Linked DNA regions of Homo sapiens: region 1 is linked to region 2. A link is a contact called in ENCODE Hi-C or POLR2A ChIA-PET data. All regions are on one chromosome and are shown on one strand. The core of a region is the stretch at or near the end of the contact, and the rest is flanking DNA. Distances in the headings are between cores, read along the strand shown. Region 1 holds the start of RABEP1 (rabaptin, RAB GTPase binding effector protein 1). Region 2 holds the start of CAMTA2 (calmodulin binding transcription activator 2).

Region 1 (3,915 bases), core at 540-3,039, 290 kb after region 2:
TTAGTAGAGATGGGGTTTCACCATCTTGGAGAGGCTGATCTTGAACTCCTGACCTCGTGATCCACCTGCCTCAGTCTCCCAAAGTGCTGGGATTACAGGCGTGAGCCACTGTGCCCGGCCTATTATTATTTTTTTATTATACTTTAAATTCTTGGATACATGTGCTAAACGTGCAGGTTTGTTACATAGGTATACATGTGCCATGGTGGTTTGCTGCATCTATCAACCCGTCATCTAGGTTTTAAGCCCCGCATGCATTAGGTATTTGTCCTAATGCTCTCCCTCCCCTTCCCCCCACCCCCCACAGGCCCCGGTGTGTGATGTTCCCCTCCCTGTGTCCATGTGTTCTCATTATTCAATTCCCACTTATGAGTGAGAACATGAGGTGTTTGGTTTTCTTTTCCTGTGTTAGTTTGCTGAGAATGATGGTTTCCAGCTTCATGCATGTCCCTGCAAAGGACATGAACTCATTCTTTATGCTTTCACTTTAGCTTCTTTTAGGGATGTCTAGACTCTGCCATAGAGAGAATGGATCTGGGAAAGAGACCACAGCTTCAGCCATCTGGAAAGGGAATTCTGGGGCCACAAGTATTCAGAACTTGGTCCTGAAGTGCCAAACCCTGTGGACTCCCTCATCCTGGGGTGGGATTGCTGGGTCTTAAAATGTACATAATTCCTGATGCTCCTCTCTGATTTCAAAATAGCTTTTTAGGCCGGGCGCGGTGGCTCACGCCTGTAATCCCAGCACTTTGGGAGGCTGAGGCAGGCGGATCACGAGGTCAAGGGTTTGAGACCAGCCTGACCAACATAGTGAAACCCCGTCTCTACTAAAAATACAAAAATTAGCCGGGTGTGGTGGCGTGCGCCTGTTGTCCCAGCTAGTCGGGAGGCTGAGGCAGGAGAATTGCTTGAACCCGGGAGGCAGAGGTTGCAGTGAGCCGAGATCGCACCATGGCACTCCAGCCTGGGTGTCAGAGTGAGACTCTATCTCCAAAAAAAAAAAAAAAGCTTTTTAAACTACCTCCTTGGCATGGGGCACTCCAGGTGTCGAAATCAGACGGGGAGTGGTGATTAGAGGGGAGTTCCTAAAGTATAGGGCCCAGGGGCCCAAGTATAAGGGCCACACTTTGTGTATATGATTTCTCCTTTCCTGCCATGAGTGCAGGGTCTGTACCTGGCTGTATCTCCAGCATCTATCACGACTGAAAACCCAAACGTATTTGCTGAATGGATAGTATACTGGCCTCTGCACCAGAAGACCTGGGGTCCAGGCCCAGTACTGTCGGAAACAGTTCTTCATACTTTATTACCTCGTTTAAACTTTTCTTAGCCATTATATTGATAAAAATTCCAAGAGGTGAAGTGACTCTCCCAAGGTCGCAAAGCTAGAAGAGGTAGAGGCTGGAACTGCACCCCGCCATCGGTCCTCCTCTCTTACTCATTTTTTTTTTTCCCCTCACTGTGCTGGGGTGGAGAACCGGGACCGGCACCTTCGAGAGGCCAGGCCTCTGCTGCAGCCCCTCTTCTCCAGCTCCGCTCGGCACTCAGCCTCCCCGCGCCGCTGGGTCAGGCGCCCAGCTCCGCCGAAACCCTCCCCTCCCGCCGCGCTCCCTCCGCGCTCCCTCCGCGCTCCCTCCGCGCTCCCTCCGCGCTCCCTCCGCGCTCCCTCCGCGCTCCCTCCGCGCTCCCTCCGCGCTCCCTCCGCGCTCCCGAGGCCCCGCCCCTCCCCTCGGGCCAACGTCACGTGCCGCCCCATCCCCCTGCGCCTGCGCACTGCTTATTTCCCGCTGTCAGGATGAGGAGGCGGAGGTCGGCGGTCGGGTCCGTCTCTGCCCGCGGCTGTGGCGGCGCCGGCGGATCCAGCCTTAGCGGTTTCTCTCTGGGCGGCGGCGGCGGCGGCTCGGTTGACGCCTCCTCCGCCAGCTGAGCCCGCGGGAGCCCAGGACGCCGCTTCCCCGCCCATCCCCGCTCCCCGAGGCCGGCCGCCTGGTCATGGCGCAGCCGGGCCCGGCTTCCCAGCCTGACGGTGAGGCGCCCACCATGGCAGGCGCGGCGGGCGCGGCCTGCCCGGCGTCGGCGTCGCGGGAGGATTTCGGGGCGGGCAGGCGGCGGCAAGGGCGCGCGCAGGCCCCGGGGGTGACCCCGCCGGGCGGAGGCGGGGGCGCGCGGGCTGCGGCGCGCGAGGGCGGCGCGGGCGCCCCGGCTGCCGTCGCTGGGGAGGGGGCGGGAGGCGCGGGTGCAGCGCTTGCGGGAGGGCAGAGGGAAGGGCGTGGGGAGGCTGCTGGGTAGCGTGGGGTAGTGTGGGGAGGGAGCGGTTCTGGGTAGCGGGGGACCGGCACGTGGGTTCTGCCCGTGGGGGAGGATGGAAATCGGGAACATGTGCTATATTCGTTAAAGAAAAAAAATCTTAGCTTAGGTAGTGTACCCTCCCTGCCGCCCCAATCCTTGCTATAGAACTCTTTGCACCCAGTTATGTGACCTGAAAGTAGTTGTGTACAGTAACTGGATTTAGTAGCATTCCCTGAATGGCAGTGTGGCTTAATGGTTAAGTGTTGGGGCCTGGGAGTCTAGAGGACCTGTATTCTTAACCAGCAAGCTCTGGGCTCATTTCTTAGCCTCGTTGAGCCTCAGTATTCTCACCCACGAATTAACCAAGAGGTTAATTCATGCCTTTATATTTTATCTATAAAAATAGCAACACGAATGTGTATATACAATAATAGTATTATGGAGGTATTAGGAATAATGAGAATAGTGTTTGAGAATGCTGAGGCCTACTTGCACTACTTGAAGATATTTGCTTGTGGAACTAAAAAAAAAAAAGTGAAGTCGAAGAAATGTGTCATTTATATTCTTGGAAGGAAAAAAGGGCCCCATCCTAAATAATCAAAGTTGGTTGTCAGAGCCCTTCGTGACCTTCTGGGAAATTGGACTAAGCTGTGCTTCACAGATTGACTACATGGTTCCAGGTTTTACCACCTAGAATAGATGTTTGGAAATAGTGTGCTTGGGCTTTTCCAAGGTCCCACTGTATCTAGTTGTGAAAGTACTTTCTGGTGTATTTCTATAATCAGCGTGTGTGCTTAGCATCTTTAAGTGTGAGTAGAGTAGAATGTTGGGAAAAGGGGCTTGGTACGGAGTAGGTACTTTAAAACTTGGCTTTCCTTGGGGTTGTCTCAAAATAACCTTTCGTGAAACCCTTACTTTTTATTTTTGCCTTTGGGGAACTTGAAACCATGTTATCAGATTTTAAGGTTCTGGCTGCTCTCTGGGAAATGTGCTTCAGAGCCTGTTAGCCTGTAGTTTTGGGTGTTGTTGCTTGCCTAAGGGGAGATGTCCAGTAAGCATTTAGACTTTTATAAGAACCTGCTTTGCTGTTTCTGTTCCAGGAGAAGGGAAGGGAAGCATTTTTGGTGGGCTGTCAGAGAGAGGAAACTGGGATGTCTTCAGGCTGCATTTTAATGATCACCTTTTGCATTTGGTGTCAGGCAAGAAAACTTTGTTCTTCCACAATCCCACTTTGTTACTGCACACAGAGGCAAGATACAGAGAGCTTGTGGTTCTGAACAGGAGTGGTAGGTATGCATAGCTGGCTGCTGCCTTCTCTTGAGTTGCATGGAAAGAAACGTCTAGGGCAGCTCAGGTGACATGACCGTCTGGAATCAAAATTCCCTGCCTCTTTGAAGATATGAAATGGTCTTCCTTGTAAATAGGCAGAAGTGACTAAGCACTTGAACGAGGCTAGGGAAAACTAGCTTTAGGAAATCTTGTATTCTTGGTATTTTAGTTCAGGTTTCTTTCCTATTTCTCAAATCTTGTGACTCTAGGATGAGATTTAGTTTGCATAGATTGCAATTTTTATTTTAAATTAATGTAGGTAGCCATGGCTACTTTTTACAGTAGGAGAGAGATAAT
Region 2 (4,141 bases), core at 374-2,873:
AGGGCTGAAGGCAATACAGAGCACTGGGGAAAACTGAAACCTCACTAAGGAGAACAGAAAATCCAAGAATTAGAGGGCCACTAAAGCGTGGGGAGAACGAAAGGCTGTGGCCACATTGGGAACCTGGTTTGTGAACTTACCAGCAACCTCGGTGGTGTCCTTGGTATTCATGGTGAGGGCTCCAGGGGGCAAGGTCACCCCCGGCCTGAGGGGCCGGGGGGAGGGGGAGTCTGTGCTGGGAAGGGAGAGAACAAGGTCATGGCAGAAGCCCCCACATTAATCCAGGATGAGAAGTATGAGGTAGGGAGTGGGTATAGAACTGGGTCATAGTATCTGGGAAGGATGAGGAAAGGGAGGGAGGGGCTGACTGTGATGTGACAGTAGAAGAGAGAACAACACACAGTGCCCGGAGCCAATATGAGTGAGCAGACTGGACAGGAAGAGTGAGCAGGAAGAAATGGGTTGGGGTGGGGGAGCGGGGAGAAGACTGGCAGGGCTTGGGCCTCAGAGGCCCTAAACCTTGAGCTTTTGCACAGACTGGGGCTATGGTTGGGTCAGGTCCTGGGGGTTGGGACTCAGGCCATCCGGTCCTTGGAGGATGGTTTGGCAAGAGAGCCTGGATCCTGGGGGCAGGGCAGGAGATTCTACCTCCGGTAGAAGCTAGGCCTTTAGAAGACACGCCCTGAGTTCCTTCTCTGTTTGATTTTTCCAAGGGGAAGGGCAGATCTGATAACTGAACCTAACCTATTCTCTCCTCCAGGTTGGTTAGGACCTGATAGAATCTGGGCCAGACACCCAGATTCCCACCCTCAGGACAACCCACCCTCCGGCTGACAGCCCTCTCTACGTAGCTCCCTCTCCCCAAACGCCTCTGCCTCCCCTGGCCTCCAGGCCTAGCCTACCCCATCTACCGCTCTGGCTCCAGCCTGAGCCCCCCGCCCTCCTCGGGGAACAGATGGGAGCTGGCGGAGGCTCTCAGCACGGGCTCCGCCAGGTGTCCAGGATGGAGATGGGAGGAGGCCCGTCGGGCTCGGCTATGTGCAGTGAAGCTGGGGTTGGGGTAAGGACTCCGCCCCAGGGCGCAGGTGCGCAGTCCTGGCTAGGCAGCCTGCCAGGGTGCGGAGCGGGAGCGGGTCCTTGGGCTGCACTTGGGCGGCGCCGGATCGGACGCTTGGCACTCTGGGCGGCCCCCCGGCGGAGTGGTGGTCCCAGGAGAACCTCCGAGGTGGGAGGGTCCCGCCCGCATAGAGGGATGTTCTGGAGAAGCCGGGAGCAGAGTCCGCGGGCACGCGGTGGGCGAGGGACAGTGCAGGTGCCGGGTGCGGGGGTCTCCGGGACAGTCCCCGGCACGCGCTGGTCCGCCGTGGGGCCCTGCGGTGAGCGGCGCCCCCTGGCGCGGGGGAGGAGGACGGAAGCGGGAGGTGAGGGCGAACCGGGAAGAGGGACGGTGGTCCCTGGCGCGGCGCTCCGCGTCGGGACCTGGAGGAGCTGCGCCCTCTGGCGCGGGGGCGGAGAGGCGGGCGAGAGGCCCTGGCTCTTACCTCCCGGGGTCCCGCGGGTGACGGCGGCAGCGGCCATTCTACCCCACACCGACCCCCCCCAGCGCCGGCTGACAGCGGCGTCTAACGTCACTGCGCACGGGGCGGGGCCTCCCAATTAAGGGGATGAGGGTCAGGAAGGGAACCTGGGGTCAGCACACGTGGAGTTCTGGGTGGGGCGCTGGGCAGAGGGACTCGGCTTCTAGGGCTCTGAGCCAGGCCGAGGGACAGACTGCTGGGAAGTCCCCAAAAGGGCAGCAGCACTGAGGGGCAGGATTCCAGGGTCCTGGAGGCGGAAGCTCGGCCGACTGACTCCCAGTTCGAGAGAACGGGGCGGGGGCAGCCCACCAGTGCTGGAACCCGAGGGGCCGGGCGAGGAACGCTGGACTGGGAGCAGGACCCTTCTCGCCTCGGACAAGACTCCTTGTCTGGGGACCCAGCCCGACTTCATTGTAGCTGGGTCCTCGAGAAAGCGAAAGGAGCCCTCCTTCCCCATTGGCCTCTCCATCGCTGCATCCCAAGAAGAAAGACAACTCGGGCTCCACTTGCTTGCTTTTTAATAACAGAGCAGAGAGAATACAAGGCCAGGAGCGGGGCCTGGAGGAAAACAGGACTTGGGGTGCTCCTGTGAGAGCGGTGGGTTGAGATGGGAGCCCACGGGGGCTGTTAATGCCTAGTTCAGAGGATGGGAAAGGCAGTTGGAGAGACGAAGGAAGGGGAAACGCCTTCATGTCAGCAATGAGGGTGACTCTAGTGACGGAACTAGTCTTGGGTCCCTGGGGCACCACTAGCCTCTCGGCATCGGTGGTTTCTCCTTACTCTTCAGACGCTGCCAACTCCATCCCCCAGGGATTGTGAAGGGGGTTCCTTCTGGCTGTGACAGTGCTGAACGAGGCCAGAGAGTGCAGCTGCCTGGAGGCACAAGCCTCCTCCTGATCCAGGGGGCTCCAGGGAGACCAAAGCAGCTGTCAAGATGAGAGAAATTGAAAAAGAAAATGGAAAAGTAGGTCTTCTTTCCAGATTTCCTAGTACCCAAGCTTAGGTACCTCGAAGTCTCTGGTTCTCACCTACGTTATTTTTGTTTCTCTCAAATCCAGCTCTCCAGCCTGGCTCTCAGCTTCTGCATCTCCATGCAAGACCAGAGACCCACATCACTCCCTCACTCCACCCAGTTCCACTCCAACAATACCTGGGCCCTGCCAGGAGTGAGAAAACGGTCCTCTTCCTGTGGATAGGTTGCTCTCTCCTCTTCCAGATCAGGGTATTCATTGGTGCTGGGGAATCCACAGCCCTCTTCGCCAAGCACCACTGGCTCAGATGCAGCCCCAGAGCTGCCCCACTGGGCCTTCTTCAGTCTGTGGAGACTTTAGGCTGAGGAGAGAAGTGCCTGGAGGCCAGGCTTCCTGTCTCTCCATTCTTCACCTTTCTGTTCTGAAATACTTCCTGCTGGGACTCCAGGGAGTTGTCATTTGACCTTTAACCCTCCACTCCCAATTTTCTGCTCCCCTCAGACTGAAGCATATTGTCTAGGAACCCAGAGGTGACCCCAACCTCCCCACTGTCCTCCAGTTCTATGGTTTGCTTTCCTGTCTTCAGTGATCTAGTTTCCACTCCTTCCAGCTCATGTGGCTCATCCTCCTTACTGCAGTTCCCTCCTTCTTTCCATATTACAGAAATCTGTTTCAATCACACCAAAGCCCACAGCTTCCTTCCAAGCAACCTCCCCTCAAAGCTCCCCTCAAACCTCCCCTCAAAGCTGTCAACCCCTTCCTTAGCTCAAACTGTTCTGCCCCCAAATCCTGCATGACTCCCAGAACCCAGATGTCTCCCTTCCTTACTCGTTGATGATGCTCTGACGCCTTCTTAGGTCCTCCAGGTGGTAAGTGACAGCCCTCACCCGGGCGGGGACTCCCCCAAGGCCCTGCTGCTGCATTCCTTCCAAACATGGCCTCCTCTTCTTTCTTCTCCAAAGCATTTCAGGGGGTGGGAGCTGCTCAGGAGGATACAGACCAAGCTGGGAGCAACCAGTGGCTCTCTGTGCCAGAGAATGGGGAAAAAGAGCTAGAAAGAAGAACTGGCTCTCTCAAGGGAGCTTGGATTGAACTAGGTAGGGAGTCTGGGGTCTTGGGAAGACCCCTGTGATCTCGAAAACATGATGACTGATTCATAGAAAGGAAGGCCTGGTCAGTGCACTGGTTGGGGAATAACAGAGGGAAGCGGTAATAAGGAGAGCTTGGGACAGGACAGCAGTGGGTGCAATTTTAACAGAGAAATGTTAAACGGCAGAGGGTCTGTCTTACCAGCATGGGTGGAATGTGCTGCTCCTCCAGCCAAGTGGGGCTGTGAAGAACAAAAAGGGGGCTATAAGTGCAGAGGGGACATGTCCATCCATATTGCTTCTTTAATAATCTCTCCCGACCTCCTTTCTGTCATTAGGAGCTACAATGTCCACCAGCCAGTGGGAAATTAACCGCAGACTAGGGCCTATTGCTATATGGGTTTATGGTAGTTTAATCCAGTTAAGACCACATCCAGTTAGTTTCCATTTTCTCCTCTACTCACGTGGGCCTTTGATTAAGGTTCTTCCAGAAGACATCTCCATA

What was found. A loop is a pair of places that touch in the nucleus more often than their neighbours do. ChIA-PET counts read pairs that join two places held with the same protein, here RNA polymerase II (POLR2A). Pooled maps may share reads with other maps.
Region 1: a loop to region 2 is called in a pooled map, with 6 times the contacts of the local background. The contact joins the promoter of RABEP1 here to the promoter of CAMTA2 in region 2. A Hi-C loop is called at or near these places in 11 of 50 pooled maps. POLR2A ChIA-PET finds 5 or more read pairs at or near these places in 2 of 52 experiments (PC-9 and WTC11).

The regions. Positions count from the first base shown.
Region 1 is chr17:5,280,495-5,284,409 of GRCh38, forward strand. RABEP1 (rabaptin, RAB GTPase binding effector protein 1) reads left to right here and starts at 1,790. Exons shown (of 18, transcript NM_004703.6): 1 at 1,790-2,026. The coding sequence starts at 1,993. RefSeq lists a silencer at 1,510-2,229.
Region 2 is chr17:4,986,052-4,990,192 of GRCh38, forward strand. It overlaps CAMTA2 (calmodulin binding transcription activator 2), which reads right to left and starts at 1,624. Exons shown (of 23, transcript NM_015099.4): 1 at 1,542-1,624; 2 at 141-235. The coding sequence starts at 171. It overlaps INCA1 (inhibitor of CDK, cyclin A1 interacting protein 1), which reads right to left. Exons shown (of 7, transcript NM_001394789.1): 3 at 4,101-4,141; 4 at 3,839-3,878; 5 at 3,377-3,573; 6 at 2,728-2,893; 7 at 2,079-2,503. The coding sequence ends at 2,354. CAMTA2-AS1 (CAMTA2 antisense RNA 1) reads left to right here and starts at 1,693. Exons shown (of 3, transcript NR_187235.1): 1 at 1,693-2,174; 2 at 2,365-2,541; 3 at 2,636-3,894. RefSeq lists a silencer at 1,104-1,643.